Regions from separate parts of the Homo sapiens genome. Here region 2 is linked to region 1. A link is an interaction called in ENCODE POLR2A ChIA-PET data of the cell type or tissue named here. Cell type or tissue: K562. All regions are shown on one strand. Links, peaks and the distances in the headings refer to the core of each region. The heading gives the core; the rest is flanking DNA.

Evidence for each region. Peaks named below come from ENCODE experiments on the same cell type or tissue, not always from the same donor. Only the 100,000 strongest peaks of a DNase experiment are listed, where the experiment ranks them.
Region 2: POLR2A ChIA-PET joins it to region 1 with 5 read pairs; 2 of 35 experiments call an interaction of 5 or more read pairs at or near these places.

What each region holds. Positions count from the first base shown.
Region 1 is chr9:130,863,535-130,872,533 of GRCh38, forward strand. ABL1 (ABL proto-oncogene 1, non-receptor tyrosine kinase) reads left to right here. Exons shown (of 11, transcript NM_005157.6): 5 at 8,595-8,679. Among named protein-coding and RNA genes, the nearest start is that of QRFP, 29 kb to the right of the region's middle. RefSeq lists enhancers at 2,942-3,443, 2,948-3,242, 7,359-7,558. In K562, for the core only: no CTCF peak of the experiment used is centred there; a DNase peak (open chromatin) is centred at 3,077.
Region 2 is chr9:130,969,124-130,978,122 of GRCh38, forward strand. No RefSeq gene overlaps it. Among named protein-coding and RNA genes, the nearest start is that of FIBCD1-AS1, 33 kb to the left of the region's middle. In K562, for the core only: no CTCF peak of the experiment used is centred there; DNase peaks (open chromatin) are centred at 3,661, 4,190, 4,468, 5,008 and 1 weaker place; H3K27me3 peaks cover 2,500 bases.

The DNA of each region.
Region 1 (8,999 bases), core at 1,981-4,480:
GGCAGAGGTGGAAGTGTCCCCGCTAGAAAGGCATCCAGGAAACTCGCTTTTGACCAACTCAGATACAGTCTGGTCTTTCTTGTTAACTGGGACTTTACCCTCTCCACTAATGAATAGTGTTTGTAGTTTCCAGGCAGGTTTTTTTCTTCTTTTGAAGTTCTTTGAAACCCTTAGGACGCCAAGGGAAGGAAGTTTTCATTTTCAGCCCTTTGCATTCTTCAAAATGTGATCCAGGCTTTTCCCTGTGGCGAGGGTGTCCCCTAGTGTTGACTTACATTATTTCCACTTGTTTTAAATGAACTTTGATTACCTTGACCTGTGCACAGAAATCAAGAGAGGCAGCCCCTTTTTAGAGCTGTTAGAAAAGAACTGAAACATCCACCTCTGGGAAAAATAGAGTTTAGTTTGTGCATGTGTCTCAGAAGTCAGGTGCACACATTGAGACTGGTGCAGCCACATGCCTGCCTTTTAGGGACTCCTTGACTGACCTGATGCCTTCACCCAAAGGCATAGTGAAATGGGAAGTATGATTTCTGACTGGTATGAAGTGGCTGCTTTAGAGAAAAGATCACATTCTTTAGTCCTAGAAACCAAAGGTGGCTTCCTGATGCTCTTATTCAGCACGTGCCTGTCTTTGAGGCAGGACTGGCACTGGGGTGGGGGCATGGTTTGGGGTTACCTTAAGGACCCTGGATATTTCTCAGATAGGACTTTTTCTTTTCTTTTTTTGAGACGGAGTCTTACTCTGTTGCCTAGGCTGGAGTGCAGTGGCATGATCTCAGCTCACTGCAACCTCCGCCTCCCCAAATTGGCGATTCTCCTTCCTCAGCCTCACGAGTAGCTGGGATTACAGGCACCCGCCACCACACCCAGCTAATTTTTGTATTTTTAGTAGAGATGGGGTTTCGCTGTGTTGGCCTGGCTGGTCTCAAACTCCTGACCTCAAGTGATCTGCCTACCTCAGCCTCCCAGAGTGCTGGGATTATAGGCATGAGCCACCACACCCGGCCCTGGACTTTTTCTTAATTGAATAAATATTTATCAAGTTCTTCACTTCTATTTGACGGTTCCTGGGCTCAACACTGGATTAGAAAATGAATGGGACAGAGTTCTTCATCTGAGACATAGGGTGGTCCAGGTAGTAGGAGGAAGAAGGATTGCAGCGCAGCAGTCCTCGGGACACCACCAGGGGGTGAACGAAGGAGGGACGGGGGAGCTGTGCAGGTGCCCCAGCTCCTTGGGTTGCACAGGGTTGAAGACCAGACCCAAGAAATGGGGCCTTGACCAGCTCAGCAAACTGAGAATGGCCTAGATTTCAGCACACTTTCACCAGGATTTGTCAAATGAAGGAAGATTCCAAGCGCAAAATACCCTAGATTTCAACCAGTAAAAGCTTGTCTGAAAACTTCCAAGATCGGGTTGTACAACTTGACATTTGAGGAAACGCTACTTCAGTAGATGGTGCTGTGGCATTGTTTTCTGAACAACTGAAGGAGGAGACTCCAGAGAAGGGTACCTGCTGGAGACCTGTGTGGTTTGTGGGGTGGGTTTCTTATATCACTGAATCTAAAGTGGGTGCCTTTCAGAATGTGCTTTACTAATAATGTGTTACTCTGCTTTTAATTATACTTCTAATAATTTTTCCCAAGAGCCTAATTAACTTACGATCTCACAGTTGGTAAAGAATTACAGGATGTCATTGCGTGGATTTCTGTGGGCAGTCACCCGGAGTGGTATCTAATTAGGGAAAAGGCAGTATGTCCCTTTCTGGAAGTGTGTTAACTGAAAATACGGTACTAAGCAACTGCTAAATAAATTAGCCCTCCTTCCTCCTGGCCGTGCGCAGAAACATCCCTGCAGTATGTTGCCTATTTGTCAAATAAGATTAGTGTAAATATGGGGCATTTACCTTTGCTATAGAAGCTGAAATTGCCAGGCACGGTGGCTTACGCCTGTAATCCCAGCACTTTGGAAGGCCAAGGCTGGTGGATTGCTTGAGCCCAGGAGTTAAAGACCAGCCTGGGCAACATGGCAAAACTCTGCCTCTACAAAAAATACCAAAAATCAGCCAGGCGTGGTGGTGCGTGTGTATTCCTAGCTACTTGGGAGGCTGACATGGGAGGATTACCTGAGCCCGGGAGGTTGAGGCTGCAGTGAGCCGTAATCGTGCCACTGCACTCCTACCTGGGGAGCAGAGTGAGACCCTGTCTCCAAAAAAAAAAAAAAAAAAAAAAGCTGAAATCCTTGAGTGGATTCTAAATCATGGCAGTGGCTAACATTCAGCTTCATCGTGCCCTTGCTGTGTGCCTGGCAGAGACCTCTGTGCTTACTACATGTCGCATCTCATTGAATCCTCACAACCTTAAGATCCTTCCAGGTTGAGCATCCCGGACCCTAAAATCCCAAATCCTAAATGCTCCCAAATCCAAAACTTTTTGAGCACCGGCATGCAGCTCAGAGGAAATGCATACTGGAACATTTCAGATTTTGGATTTTCTAATTTGGAGTGCTCATCTGGTAATATAGTGTGGATATTCCCCAATCTGCAAAGATCTGAGCTCCGAAACACTTGTAGCCCCAAGCCTTTCAGTTAAGGGACATTCACCCTGTATCAACATTTTAATGCTGAGAAAATGGAAGAGAGAGAGGTTAAGTGACTGACCTGGCATCACACAGCCAGGAGTGGCAGCATCAGGATTTGAACTGGGGCACTCAGCTCCAAAGCTCAGCTCTTCTTTTTTAAAATTGAACCCAGATTCTTATTTCTCAAATACCATAAAATATTTACATAAGCCACAGTTATGCCTTTTAAAAAAAAATCACCTTTTCCCCCCACTCTCCCATTTACTTCCTTTGCAGTTTGTGGCTACGATCTACCTTCCTCTTCAAAACCCTTGAAAAATCCTTGCAGCCTTGCCCAAGCGTCCTTCCCTCAGCCGATTTTTGGGCCTCAGTTTCCTCCCATCCAGCCTGTTTCCTATCGCTGGCTTCTCCAAGGGCAGAGCCAGAGTCCTCTTTTGCCAGCAGGGGGAGCAAGGGCCTACTTTTAACCGCAACTCCATAGTGAACAAGTCAAGCAACCTTGGGTCATTCATATACCTTCCAGGCAGAAGGAAGACAGAAGAGAACAGGAAAAAAGCAGGACACTAGGCTGACCCCTGCAGATGGGAAGCTGGAATTACAGCAAAGGCTCATTGATTGGGAACTGCACCCTTGAATTTTGATAGTATTGGGCAGGACATAGTCTTGCTATCTGTGTTAAAGGGAGGACGTGCTTAAGAAAACCAACAGTCAAGTACAAGAAGCTCTAATTTTTTTTGAGGTGGGGGAACGGGGTCTCACTGTGTTGCCCAGCTGGCCTCAAACTCCTGGCTCAAGCAGTCCTCCCACCTCAGCCTCCTGAGTAGCAGGGATCACAGGCTTGTGCCACTGTGCCCAGCTAAGAGGCTGCAATTTTTTAATGAACTGTATTCAGAGTTTGTACATCAGTGTCTTTTTTTTCTATGAATCAGTTCTCTAAGTAATAGAATTTGGAAAAGACCGCTGGTGATCTAGCTGTGGCATTTAGATTGACTCATGAGCTAACTGACAAATTTACTACTTAAACAGTGGAAAATAATGTGCAGGATATATTTTTTTGAATAGGTTGTCCCACCCTCGAGTTCTGTGTCTTTCCTGAGTCCGCATATGTGAACCTTGTTTTAACCAGGTGACAGCATCCCATAGGCACGGATCTCTGTCTTCTGTTGTCCACATCATGTGTCTTGGCAGTTGTTCCTTATTGATATACATAAGGTTGTCTTGTTTTTGTATGGATATATTTTAACATGTACCAGTGTTCAGTGGGCCTTTCTCTTATTTCCAATATTTTGCTGTTCTAAACAGCAGCACAGTGATTCCCCTCATTTGCATGTATGTGAAACTATCCTGGTGGGTCCGCTTCCAGAAACTACTGGATCAGGGACCATGTGCATTTATGGCCTTGACCATACTGCCAGAGTACCTTCCAAGGAGTTTGTGTCATCAATTTGCACTCCCCAGTGGTGTTGAGAGAGTGCCTGTTTCCTCCACCCAGCACAGTGTGTTTCGGTTTTATTTCTCCCAGGAAATGGGTGTTAGTTGGGGAGCTCCAGAAAGAAGCCGAGAAGAAGGGCAGTCGTACCCTTGGCAGTTGTACGCAGTGGCTCTCTGGCCGCACAAGGAGGGCTCGGAGCCTGCTGTTGCCAGGTTGCACTTGCTCTTGCAAGACAGGCATTCCTTGCAGTGGGTTCTCCTCTGGCCAGGGAGATGAGTTCTGGGGGCTCCTCTACGAGGTGGTCTCTCCTGGGCTTTCCTCTCGAGCTTCAAGTCCCACCTCTGGAGTGTGAATCGCCTTCCTCAGTCTAACTCTATCCCTCCAGTGGTTTTTTTTTTTTTGCTTTTTGTTTTTGTTTTTGTTTTTTTGAGACAGAGTCTCACTCTGTCACCCAGGCTGGAGTACAGTGGCGTGATCTCGGCTCACCGCAAGCTCCACCTCCCGGGTTCAAGCAATTCTCCTGCCTCAGCCTCCCGAGTAGCTGGGACTACAGGTGCCTGCGACCACGCCGGCTAATTTTTTGTATTTTTAGTAGAGACAGGGTTTCACCATGTTAGCCAGGATGGTCTCGATCTCCTGACTTCATGATCTGCCCTCCTCGGCCTCCCAAAGTGCTGGGATTACAGGCGTGAGCCACCACACCCAGCAGTCTCTTCAGTGTATTTAGCTGTGTTGATCCTGATTCATCTGATGGGTGAAGGAATATTGGAAATAAGGATAATCCCTGTGGTGTTTCACTGTGCCTGTAACCTCTCTCACCTAGCATTTGGTTAACCAGAAACAGATGTGGAAACTGATCTATCTGTAGATAATGGCCCTGCTCAGGGAGGGGGTCCCTGCTGAGAGCGAGACATTGAAAGCCTGCTACACAGAAACTGCTGGAAGGCCAAGCCATTTCTTTTTTCTTTTTCTTTTTTTTTTTTTTTTTTTTTCAGACAGAGTTTTGCCCAGTAGTTCAGGCTGGAGTGCAGTGGCATGATCTCAGTTCACTGCAACGGCCTCCCAGGTTCAAGCAATTCTTCTGCCTCAGCCTCCTGAGTAGCTGGCATTACAGACTCCTGCCACCACGCCCGGCTAATTTTTGCATTTTTAGTAGAGACACGGTTTCACCATGTGGCCAGGCTGGTCTCGAACTCCTGGCCTCAAGTTATCTGCCTGTCTCGGCCCCCCAGAGAGGCCAAGCCATTTTTAAAAACAGTGTTCTTTTTCATGCTGTAGAATACCTGTGCTTGGGGGTGAGCAAAAAGGAGGAAACTGATTAGAAAATACCTATGAGGGCCGGGTGCAGTGGTTCATGCCTGTAATCCCAGCACTCTGGGAGGCCGAGGAGGGCAGATCACAAGGTCAGGAGATCAAGACCATCCTGGTTGACATGGTGAAACCCCGTCTCTACTAATAATACAGAAAATTAGCTGGGCGTGGTGGCAGGTGCCTGTAGTCCCAGCTACTCGGGAGGCTGAGGCAGGAGAATGGTGTGAACCTGGGAGGCGGAGCTTGCAGTGAGCCGAGATCGCGCCACTGCACTCTAGCCTGGGCGACAGAGCAAGACTCCGTCTCAAAAAAAAAAAGAAAATACCTGTGAGATGTTGAGTCTGGGAGAATGTATCTGTGAGAAGACAAACAACCCTAGTATTCATTAAAGAACCAGCCTTTGTTTTCTACAAGCTATCTGTTCGGTCTACTCAGGAATAGAGATAAACTGCCTTAATAGTAATAAAAGCAAGCACCGCTGAGTGAGTGCTGGCCTCATGCCAGGAACTGCTCTTGGCACTCTGTGCACAAGGGAGATACTGACATTCTTTCTGTTGTGCAGATGAGAAAACAGGCTCAGAGAAGGTGAGTAACTTACCATGGTCACACAGCAGCAGAGCTAGGTCAGTATAATCCACAAGTCATTCTCTTAACCGCTCCGCCGTACCGCCCAGAATGTTCATCTGCATCTGGGCCAGCCTCGTCAGTCCGTGCAAAGAGGCCAGTTGACCCATCTCCCTCCCTAACAAGCACAGAAGAGACCAGGCTGAAAATTCATAGCTTTCACTCAAAGTGTTTCCTTCACCTCATTCATCTGAGTTAGCTTTATTTTACTATATAAAGAGAATTTTCTTCAGCAAAATGATAGGAATTTTTTTAATGAAAGTAAAGGAATGTCACAGAATTGCGTCAGGGATATTTCCAGTTTAACACAACTACAAACGTAGGCTGTTTTGTTGTTGTTGTTTTGGTTTTCTATTTTGAGATGAAGTCTCACTCTGTCGCCCAGGCTGAAGTGCAGTGGTGCGATCTTGGCTCACTGCAACCTCCTGCTCCCGAATTCAAGTGATTCTCCTGCCTCAGCCTCCTGAGTAGCTGGAACTACAGGCATGCGCTACCACGCCTGGCTAATTTTTGTATTTTTAGTAGAGATGGGGTTTCACCATGTTGACCAGGTTGTTCCGGAACTCAGGTGATCCACCTTGGCCTCCCAAAGTGTTGGGATTACAGGCATGAGCCACCACACTCGGCCAGCTGTTGTTAATAGTTAAAATTATAAATTGGACAAGGTCTGATTCCAGCAGGGGGAGACAAATTCACATTGATTTTTCTATAAGAAAAGGAATTATTTGTACTTTCCTCCCTTGTGTGTTTGTGTGTATGTAAGAGAGACAGATGAGAAGAGGGCTGCCTTTGAGAGCCATGTTCCTTTTGCATGTACATACCTCTCAAGATTATTACATGGGTCTTTTAGAAGAGGGTCAGTAGCTATAAAAGCAAATGATATTTATGAAATGATTTCATTGTATGTGGTTTATTATGTAGTCTTCAAAACAGAAAAACCCCACTTGCTTCGAAAGCTTCCTTTGAGAGCTACTTTTTAACCATATTGTTGATCAAGCAAGATTCTTAAAGCCCCAGTCCTATACGTGAGCAGCATTGAATCCCCGGATACTGGCAGGCGTTCACTGTCCAGCCTTTGACATTAGCATGTCACCCTGGTAAATCAGAGCACTCCATGCCAAAAAACAGCATGGTCTGCTGAGCACATTAAGGAGCAGAGAGGGCTCAGAAGAATTAAACGGCCAATGGGGTGGTGACAGAGGTGAGCTCTTTCCCCCTCGGACAGCTTGGCATGGTGACTACCAATGAGGTTTAATTGACATTAAGAGCAGCTCACCATTTTTAAAGAGCGATAAATTGTTTCCAAGTTTCAGCCTCACGGAGCCCTGAGCTAAGAGATAATGGGCTGACACATAGCCTCATTGGTCACGCTTCACTTGTAAACAGGATTGGCCAAAGCAAGAAGGCTGTAAGTAAAGGTTGGCCCGTCCTCTGGAAGCCTCCCCCACAGCAGGGTGGGGAACTGGGGCAGCCATAGCAAGCAGGACCATCAGGACACGGTGTCTCCCAAACGGGCCGGAACATACAAGGTTCTACGTTTAATAGAAAGTTGATCAAGCCTTCCTCTTTGGGGAGCCTAATTTTTAAGCCATTCACTCTCTGTTCCCCTGCAGTCTTTTCTCTCCAAACTCTGTTGAAACTTGGAGGCATCTCGCTTCCTCCTTTGGCCTTTGTAGCCAGGTTTTCGCAGCAAACAGACCATATCATTTAACACCCACCTGCTTCTTGTTCTGATAGTCAGTTCAGTAGACAGTAGCATTTTTTAAGTCAAAAAGAGGCTTAGTGATGTAGGCCAAGGTCAAGGCTCTGTGTCATGGGGCTCTCCCCAGGGCTCAGTGCCACGGCACTTCAGACTTGACCCCAGACTGAAAAGATGAGAGGACCTGTAGAAGTCACGGCCTGTCTGTCCCGGGCCCATGCTCCTATCTTTTTCTCCCCCTTGGCATTTAGATACCATGGACTTGTTAAAATGTGACATGTACTGATGATCCTTATGAATTTGTTGGTAGGGGAGCTGCTGGTGAGGATTATTTTAGACTGTGAGTAATTGACCTGACAGACAGTGATGACTGCTTCATTAAGAGCCCACGACCACGTGCCAGAATAGTTCAGCATCCTCTGTTGCTACTGTACTTTGAGACATCGTTCTTCTTTGTGATGCAATACCTCTTTCTTGTCATGAGGGTCTCTTCCCTTAAATCAGGTACATTTCAGATTCTTCAGGTGATGTTTTTTAGGCTGAGTGTGTTAGCACCCCTTGGAAACCAGGTTCCCTGGGGAAAGTGTGTCACGTTTGTGGTGTTTGCCCGTATAGCTCTCCCACACCCCCACGAGCTCCAAGAGGTGGGGAAGCACATGTGGCCTGCCTAGCAGGCACCAGAAGCAGGTTGTCGGCACATGCAAGCCAGCTTTGCCCTGTTGCCTGGGGGAGAATTGAAAAGTTTGGCCCCAAAGGGGAAAATTCTTTCTGCCATCAAGTTGCTGGTCAGCTGTCATGGAACCTGTCTGCAGCAATGTGGCTGTCACAAAACGCAGCCCAGGACGAGTATGCGCTGAAGCTCCATTTTGCATTAACTAGTCAAGTACTTACCCACTGAAAAGCACTTCCTGAAATAATTTCACCTTCGTTTTTTTCCTTCTGCAGGAGGACACCATGGAGGTGGAAGAGTTCTTGAAAGAAGCTGCAGTCATGAAAGAGATCAAACACCCTAACCTGGTGCAGCTCCTTGGTGAGTAAGCCCGGGGCTCTGAAGAGAGGGTCTCGCGCCGCACCCCCAGGGTGACACAGGCGCTGGGGAAGACGCACGGGCGGCTCACTGCACAAAACCTCGTTGGAATATTTGTGCTCTGCCGACGTTCAGCCGCGGGTAAAATGAGGCCTGTATGGGATGGGTGTGTGCGTGTGTGCACATATGCACATGTATGTATGAGAGGGAGAATGTGATTATTTTAAGTGGATACCTAAAAGCAGTCAAATGCAAATCTGAAATTAGTTTCTGAAACTTGGGCATTTTCCAGAGTTTTCTCACTGAAGTGATTCTGTAAGTAG
Region 2 (8,999 bases), core at 2,664-5,163, 110 kb after region 1:
AACCTGGGAGGTGGAGGTTGCGGTGAGCCAAGATCGCACCGCTGCACTCCAGACTGGGCCACAAGAGTAAAACTCCATCTCAAAAAAAAAAAAAAAAAAAGAAGCCAGACACAAAAGGCCACATATGTATGGTCCCATTTCTATAAAATGTCAGGAATAGGCAAATCCACAGATGGAAAACAGATTAATAGTTTCCAGGGGCTGGAGGGAAAGGAGGGATGAAGCGTGACTGCTTAATTGGTTTGTGTTTGGGGTGATGAAAAAGTTCACACAGCACAACATGGTGAATGGTCTAAATGCTGCTGAACTGTGTACTTTAACATGATTAAAATGGGCCAGGCGCGGTGGCTCAGGCCTGTAATCCCAGCATTTTGGGAGGCTGAGGCGGGCGGACCACTTGAAGCCACAAGTTTGACACCAGCCTGGCCACATGGCAAAAACCTGTCTCTACTAAAAACACAAAAAAATTAGCCAGGCCTGGTGGCGCATTCCTGTAGCTCCAGCTACTCGGGAGACTGAGGCCTGAGAATCGTTTGAACCCGGGAGGCAGAGGTTGCAGTGAGCGGAGATTGTGCCACTGCACTCCAGCCTGGGTGACAGAGCAAGACTCCCTCTCAAAAAAATAAAATAGGCTGGGCGAGGTGGCTCACGCCTATAATCCCAGCACTTTCGGAGGCCGAGGTGGGTGGATCATCTGAGGCCAGGAGTTCAAGACCAGCCCGGCCAACATGGTGAAACCCCGTCTATACTAATAATACAAAAAAAAATTAGCTGGGCATGGTGGCACATGCCTGTAATCCCAGCTACTCAGGAGGCTGAGGCAGGAGAATCGCTTGAACCCAGAAGGCAGAGGTTGCAGTGAGCCAAGATCGTGACATTGCACTCCAGTCTGGGTGACAAGAGTGAAACTCTGTCTCAAAAAAAAGGCTCTTCCTCCTGGTGGGGAGGTGAGGATGGAAAGGGATCTCGTGCGTGCCTGGCCACAGTGAGCACCTAGTAACTGCTGCCTGGTGGTGGTGGGAAGAACCACCAGCCAGGTTACCGTCCAGACAGGGTCCGATCTGCCTGGGCATGGCGGGGTGGGGTGGGGCACCTCGAGGCTCCGGGCCCAGCCCTGGCCACTCGAGTTGAGGTGCCTCAGCTCAGGAAGCTCATGCATCGCAGAGGCTGTGCGTGGTTTTTGAGCTTGGAGAAGGAGGCGAGAGACCTGGCAATCTGTGCGTGGGAGAACTCAGGACAGGCCTGTGAAGAACTGTGGAGGGAACAAGAGACACCTACATTTTAACATGGTGTTCATTTTGTTTCTTTTTCTTTTTTATTTTTTTGAGACAGGCTCTTGCTCTGTTAGCCAGGCTGGAGTGCAGTGGCTCACTGTAGCCTCAGCCTCCCAGGCTCAAACAATTCTCCAACCTCAACCTGCTGAGTAACTGGGACTACAGGCATGCACTACCACGCTCAGCTAATTTTTCTATTTTTGTAGAGATAGGGTTTCTTCATGTTGCCCAGACTTGTCTTGAACTCCTGGCCTCAACTGATCCACCTGCTTTGGCCTCCCAAAGCATAATTCCCTCATGCTGGGATTACAGGCATGAACCATTGCGCTTAGCTAAAAATTTTTTATTAATAATCTACTATAGCCAGACTCCATACTGGAGACAAAGAGAATCAGAGTTCTGCCCTACAGAGAAACAGAGACACACACAGAGACAGAGACACACGGGGAGACACACACCACAGGGAGAAAGAGAGCCCGGGCCCTGCCTCCCGACTGCAGAAACAGAGACATGCAGAGACACACACTGAGACAGAGAGAGGTGGAGACACATGTTCCAAAAGGAAGGGCAAAGAGAGAGAGAGGAAGGAAGGAAGGGAGGAAGGGCAGGAAAGAGGAAGAAAGGAAGGAGGGAAGGAGGGAGGGAGGAAGAAAGGAGGAAGGGAGGGAGGAGGCAGGAGGGAGGAGGGAGGAAGGGAGGGAGGAGAGAGGAAGGAATGGAGAAGGGAAGAAGGGAGGAGGGAGGGAGTGAAAGCCTTTCTGCCACTAGTGATGGGCATTGTCCATTCTTAAGAAAGCACCTGCCTGCTTTTGACTTTAAGAGGCATAGACTTGGGTGATAGAAATGCGTGTTCAAAGCTGAAAAAGCTGAAAAGGCCTGCACCCAAATCCCATCTTTGTGAGGGGCCGTTATATGAGCCCAGCCTGTTTTCTCATCTGGAAGTGGGAATTCTCGGAGCTTAACTCACTGATGGTCATTGGGTCACAGGATGGACCTGGCGTACGGGAAGTTTCCGGAAAGGACAGCTGCAGCCTGTGTGCCCCTCATGCTCCTAAGGGGCAAGAGGACCAAGCCGAGACCCCAGTGAGCTAGGGGAGGGGCCGGCCCCACAGCAGCTTCTCCAGCTTCCTGAGGAGGCTCAGACCCTCGGGCCCTCCCAGGCCCCTCTGCCCCCGCCCCACTGGTTCACAAGCAGAGACTTCCCCTCCTCCCCTGGTTCACTGACTTTCTCATTGTCTGGGAGGCCCCAGTGTCTCCACCTCTCTCTGTCTCAGTGTGTGTCTCTGCATGTCTCTGTTTCTGTAGTCGGGAGGCAGGGCCCGGCCTCTCTTTCTCCCTGTGGTGTGTGTCTCCCTGTGTCTCTGTCTGTGTGTGTGTCTGTGTTTCTGTGTAGGGCAGGGCTCTGATTCTCTTTGTCTCCATGGTGTGTGTGTCTCTGTGTCTCTCCGTATGTCTCTGTGGTCTGTATCTCTCCATGTGTCTCTGTCTCTGTGGTCCGTGTCTGTCTGTCTGTGTGTCTCTCTCTCTATGGTCTGTGGTCTGTGTCTCTCTGTCTCTGTGGTCTGTATCTCTCCATGTCTCCCTGTCTCTGTGGTCTGTATCTGTCCATGTGTCTCTGTCTCTGTGGTCTGTGTCTCTCTGTGTGTCTCTGTCTCTGTGGTCTGTGTCTCTTTATGTGTCTCTCTCTGTGGTCTGTGTCTGTCCGTGTGTCTCTGTCTCTGTGGTCTGTGTCTCTCTGTGTGTCTCTGTCTCTGTGGTCTTTATGTGTCTCTCTCTGTGGTCTGTGTCTCTCCATGTGTCTCTGTCTCTGTGGTCTGTGTCTCTCTGTGTGTCTCTGTTGTGAAGCTCTGTATTTATCTGTCTCTGTGTCTGCTTCTGTTTCTCTCCTTCCCTCTTTCTCTGTGTGTCTGCCTGTGTCTCTCTGCGCCCTCTGTCTCTGTGCTGTGACTCTGTGTCTCTGTCCCCTCTGTCTCTGTGCTGTGACTCTGTGTCTCTGTCCCCTCTGTCTCTGTGCTGTGTCTCTGTGTCTTTCTGCTCCCACTGTCTCTGTGTCTCTCTGCCCCCTCTGTCTCTGTGTCTCTGTCCCCTCTGTCTCTGTGCTGTGTCTCTGTGTCTCTCTGCCCCCTCTGTCTCTGTGCTCTGTCTGTGTCTCTGTCCCTCTGTCTCTGTGTCTCTCTGCTCCCTCTGTCTCTGTGCTCTGTCTCTGTCCCTCTGTCTCTGTGTCTCTGTCCCTCTGTCTCTGTGTCTCTGTCCCTCTGTCTGTCTCTGCTGTTATCTCTGTATTGCTCCAGGTCTCTCTGATCTCTCCCTCTCTCCTTCCCTTCAGTGGAATCGATCTCCGAGCTTATTAAGCCCCATTCTTTCTCAGAACATTTGCCTTTGAAATCTCAGCAGATGGGCTGGGGCCTTGGCTGGTACCTCAGGCTGCCCCAGCCACACAGCCCACTGAGGGCCCAACCAGAGGAGGCTACCCAGTTATGCCCACTTCCCATTCGTGAGATGCCAGCCCTGCCTTCTCTGACGTCTCTGCCAGCCTCTGGGACAGCGACCAGCAGTAAGTGGGTCCTGCCTTTGCAGTAGGAGGAGATGGTGTGAGGGAACAGTCACCAAGGGTCACTGAGCCCACCCCCAGCAGCCAGGGCCCTGTGTGCTATTTGCCCAGGCCTAAACTCCCTTGTGGCTGTGCTGTGTGGAAGGGATTAACCTGGTTCTGTGGGCACCCAGAGGGTAAACTAAGGCAATCGAGCACCAGGTCCATGGAGGCGAACACAGGGTGACCTTTCTCTGCAGGTGCAGCCGTCCACCTGCAGGTGAGCTCTGCTCCCTGCCTCCCGCAGCCTGGCCCCAGACTCCCAAATACCCTCCGGCTGTTTAAATGACCCTCCAGCAGACCTCGGAGGCTGGGGCGTAACGGTCGCCATCATTGTCTGTTTGGGTGGCCCCTGAGCAACTCAAAGTCTCCGGCTCCACCTTCTAGAGCCAAGGACAGGTGGTGGGCTGAGCAGGGCTGGGTATGGACCCTGCCACCTCCCGGGTGGGACAGGAGGGCCAGAGCAGAATGCTTCCCTTCCCTGATCCACGTCCGCCTCTAGCTGTAAGACAAAGCCCAGACTCCATCCTAGGGGCTGCCGGTGCCCACCCCTCCAGCCGGTGCCACACTCCCCTGTCCCCCTGGGTACCAGCCACCCTGGTCTTCTTCAGCTCACTGAACACAAACGCCCTGCCTCTGTCTTTCGTCCCGGGCTTTGCGCAAGCTGCTCCCTCTGCCTGGAACACCCCCCTCTGCCTTGTATCGCAGCTCACCCCGGTTCAATCCTCAGGGCCAGTCTTCTCTGACCGCCGGCCTCCTGCCCCAGCTGTCATGGGTGCCTCTCAGTGCACAGCCTGTACCTCCCATCACAGCTCATGGCACGAAACGGTCCTCTTGCTAGTCTGCCCCTGTGGGCGGTGGTGGCTGGAGTTGCGTCTGCATGCTGCCTGGTAGTGTTCCCCTCCCCCTGCCTCCGGCTGGCCCCGAGTGGGTACCCGTTGATGAAGAGGTGAAAATGTTCCCAAAGCTCATCACAGGGGGTTCTGGGGGATCCGCCAAGGGAGCTGCAATTCTTTTCTGAGCCGTGCAGTCACCTGCAGCCTCACAGTTGATCTCATGGTCATCCCTGCGCAGCTCTGTCCCCGGAGGAGGCAGTAAGTGGGGCCACAGAGGACAGACCTGATTCCCAGTGTCTCTAGGAGCCTCTGCCAGGCGGGAGGCACACAGAACTCCCCGGGGGCCGTGGGAATGAGGCCGATGCGACGCCTACCCAGGTGCAATCCCCACCCAGGCCATGGACCCTGCAATTCTGGCTGCTCCCCACACCTTCCCAATCCCTCTCATTCCTCTCCAACCTCAGGGACTTCTGCTCATCCATAGCTAATGACGGCAAGAGGATCACAGGCTTGGAAACACGGCAAGGAGTTCAATAGAAAAATGAGCACCAGGCTGGGTGCAGTGGCTCACGCCTGTAATCCCAACACTTTGGGAGGCTGAGGTGGGTGGATCACTTGAGGTCAGGAGTTCGAGACCAGTCTGGCCAACACGGTGAAACCCTGTCTCTACTAAAAATACAAAAAATTAGCTGGGCTTGGTGGTGGGTGCCTGTAATCCCAGCTACTCGGGAGCTGAGGCAGGAGAATCGCTTGAACCCGGGATGCAGAGGTTGCAGTGAGCCGAGATTGTGCCACTGCACTCCAGCCTGGGCAACAGAGGGAGACTCTGTCCACCTCAGGTGAGCTCTGCTCAAAAAAAAAAAAAAGAAAGAAAGAAAGAAAAACAAGCAACAGGGGTCTGGAAGCACCAAGCCCCTCCCTGAGCTCAGGGAGAAGACAGAATGGTCACCAAATGGCCCATCAATTTATCTCCCCCCAGATACCACTGTTCAGCGCCCCTGCCCAGCTCCAGACAGCCTGGTAGGACACCTGGGACTTTTCCCTAGGTGAGGTCACCATCTGCGGTGGGGACAACCTTTAATGACGTCACACCTGCAGCAGGTACCTCCACCCTGAGAGTGCATACAGGTGAGTGGCTTTTACAGATGTGAAAGTCTCCATCGTCAATGCCCCTCAGGTCCTTCTGACTGTGTGAGAGAAAGTCTCCACTGAGAGCTAACCTGTATTTCAGAACACTTGCCCACTGCTGGAGGGGGCGTAAATTAGTTCAGCTATTATGGAAAGCAGTGTAGGAAGACCTCAAAGAACCTAAAACAGAATTACAGTTCGACTCAGCAATCCCATTATTGGGTATATACCCAAAGGAATATAAATCATTCTACCATAAAGATGCATGCATGTACATGTTCATTACATCACTATTCACACAAGCAAAGACATAGATTTAACCACGATGCCCATCAATAGTGGACCGGATAAAGAAAACGTGGTACATATACACCACAGAATACTATGCAGCCATGAAAAAGAACAAGGTCATGTCCTTTGCAGCAACATGGATTGAGCTGGTGGCCATTATCCTAAGCAAACTAAGTGCAGGGACAGAAAACCAAATACCGTGTATTCTCACTTGTAAGTGGGAGCTAAACAACAAGAATACATGGACATAAGGAGGGGAACAACACACACGGGGGCCTACTCAAGGGTGGGGATTGGGAGGAGGGAAAGGATTAAAAAATACCTACTGGGTACTATGCTTATTACTGGGGTGATCAAACTGTCGGTACACCAAACCCCCGTGACACGCAGTTTATCCATATAACAAACCTGCACATGTACCCTTGAATCTAAAATAAGTTTTTTTAAAAAAAGCTAACTCGTTTTTAATTAATTAATTAATTATTTGAGATGGGGTCTCATTCTGTTGCCTAGGCTGGAGTGCTGTGACACGATCTCGGCTCACTGCAACCTCCGCCTCCCAGGTTCAAGTGATTCTCCTGCCTCAGCCTCTTGAGTAGCTGGGACTATAGGCACGTGCCACCATGCCCTGCTAAATTTCTATTTTTAGTAGAGACGGGGTTTAGCCATGTTGGCCAGGCTGGTCTCGAACTCCTGACCTCAGGTGATCTGCCCACCTTGGCCTCTCTAAATGCTGGGATTACAGGCGTAAGCCACCGCACCTGGCCTAATTTAATTTTATAGTGACCAATGGCCCGTGACACAGCCCTCAGGAGATCCTGAGAACATGTGCCCTCCAACTCATGTTTTAACACCTTGAATCTCAGGGTCAGCAGTCCCTGCCTGGGTGTGCAGGTCCACAGGGCAGGGCTGGGAGGCCAAGGTCATGACCGTAACAGCTGAAGACTCTGGACATGGACTCTGAATCCTCATGGCAGCTCTTGGAGGTGGGCATCATTTTATGCCCATTCTGCAGAGGAGAAAACAGAGGCTTCCACCAAGATGTTCAGTGACTCTCCAAGGTCACACAGCTAGCAGGAGGGACTGGAACGGGGTCTCTCTGGCTCCAAAGCTCACGGTCTTTCTGACGGGTGACACTGCACCATTGTGGGGTCCACGCTCCAGGGCTTGAGGCCTGACTCTTAGGAATGAGTGACTCTGTGTATGAACCTCAGAGAGCACAGACCCTAAGCACAGGGATCTCAGGTGCAGCCAGGCCTGTGAGCAGGACGGACAGTGAATTCACACACGGTGCCGCCCTCTGAAGGGCAGTGGCTTATCCATGAGAGGTCATCACCTGGGTGCAGTTCCCTGAGGGGTGGCTGGGTCTGTGTCCTGGACAGAGAAATTCAAATACATTTTCCCTGACTCATGGCCACTCATGGTATCAAGCAATGTAAAGCCTTCATTTACTCACTCACTCATTCATTCTGTGAATACAGTTGTCCCTGGATATCGATGTGGGATTGGTTCCAGGACCCCTGTGGATACCAAAATCCACGGATACTCTAGGCTCTTCTACAAAATGGCATAGCATTTGCACATAACCTACACACATCCTCCCGTGTACTTTAAATCATCTGTAGATTACTTATAATACCTAATGCAATGTAAGTGCTATGTAAATAGTTGTTACATTGTATTGTTTAGGGGAATAATGACAAGAAAAAAGTCTCTACATATTCAGTACAGGTACAAACCTTTTTAAAAAATATTTTCAATCCGAGGTTGGTTGAATCCACAGATGCAGAACCCATGGATATGAAGGGCCGACTGTATTCACTGAAGACCTCCTTTGGGCCAGGTGCTGGGCGAGGCCCCTGGGATACAAAATAATAAGGCAAATCCCCCGGCATGAGGCTGCTGTCCTAGTGGGAGAGATGAGCCTTGAACAGGGAAATAACAGCAAGCTTAACACACGAGGGCTGGGGCTGGTCAGGGGCTGCAGCATCTGGGGCAGGTGTGAGGGGAGGCGGGGTTCACACGCACACACAGGCATGCATGCATGCGCACATACATGCACACGCGCGCGCACACACACACACACACACACACACACACACACACAGAGTTCGTGGCTGGACCCCCGCGGCAGTAGCCTCTTAGGTGTCTGAGATGAGGTCCGAAGCTGAGGTGTGAATGAGCTGGGCTAAAATTGCAGGGAAGAGTGTTCCGGGCAGCAGGAACAGCCTTGCGAGGCCTGCAACAGAATGAGCACGGTGTCTGAGGGACTGAAAGAGCCAGTGTGGCTGGAGCATCTGGCCCAAAATGAAGAGTGCTGCGAGTGAGGTGGAGAGGCCCGCGGCGGCCAAAGCAGGCGGACCTGGCGAGCCACGCCAGGGCTCTTTCACCAGGGGCGCTTCGGAGCCAGCAACAGGCGTTGGACAGGAGACGGTGTAAGCCGACGCACATTTGGGAAAGATGGACTGGCTCCTGGATGGACAGTGGATTTGTAGGGAGTAGTGGAGGGAGGAGGAGTCCTCGGAAAGACCAGGGCAGCCACCCCAAGGCCCGGAGGTGTGAGGCTGAGCGCACGGGGGAGAGCAGAGGGCTCTGGGAGAGGCCTAGGTGTCGCTTGAGGGGACGTGTTGACAGATTGGCCTTTTGAAAAAGTCAGCTGGCCCCAGGGATGGAAGGAAGCTGGTGCCAGGAGGTGGTATAGGGGCTGGGTCCAACTCTGGCAGCCTGAGCTGGGTGAAGAGACTTGCCCTGTGTCCCAGCTGCCCCATTTCCAAGCAGCATGACCTCAGAAAGGTCGCTTTGCGCGTCTGGCCCTGACTGTGTGCTTATCTGTTAAATGCTCGATCGGCACGAGAGGATGGGTAACAACCCCCGAATCTC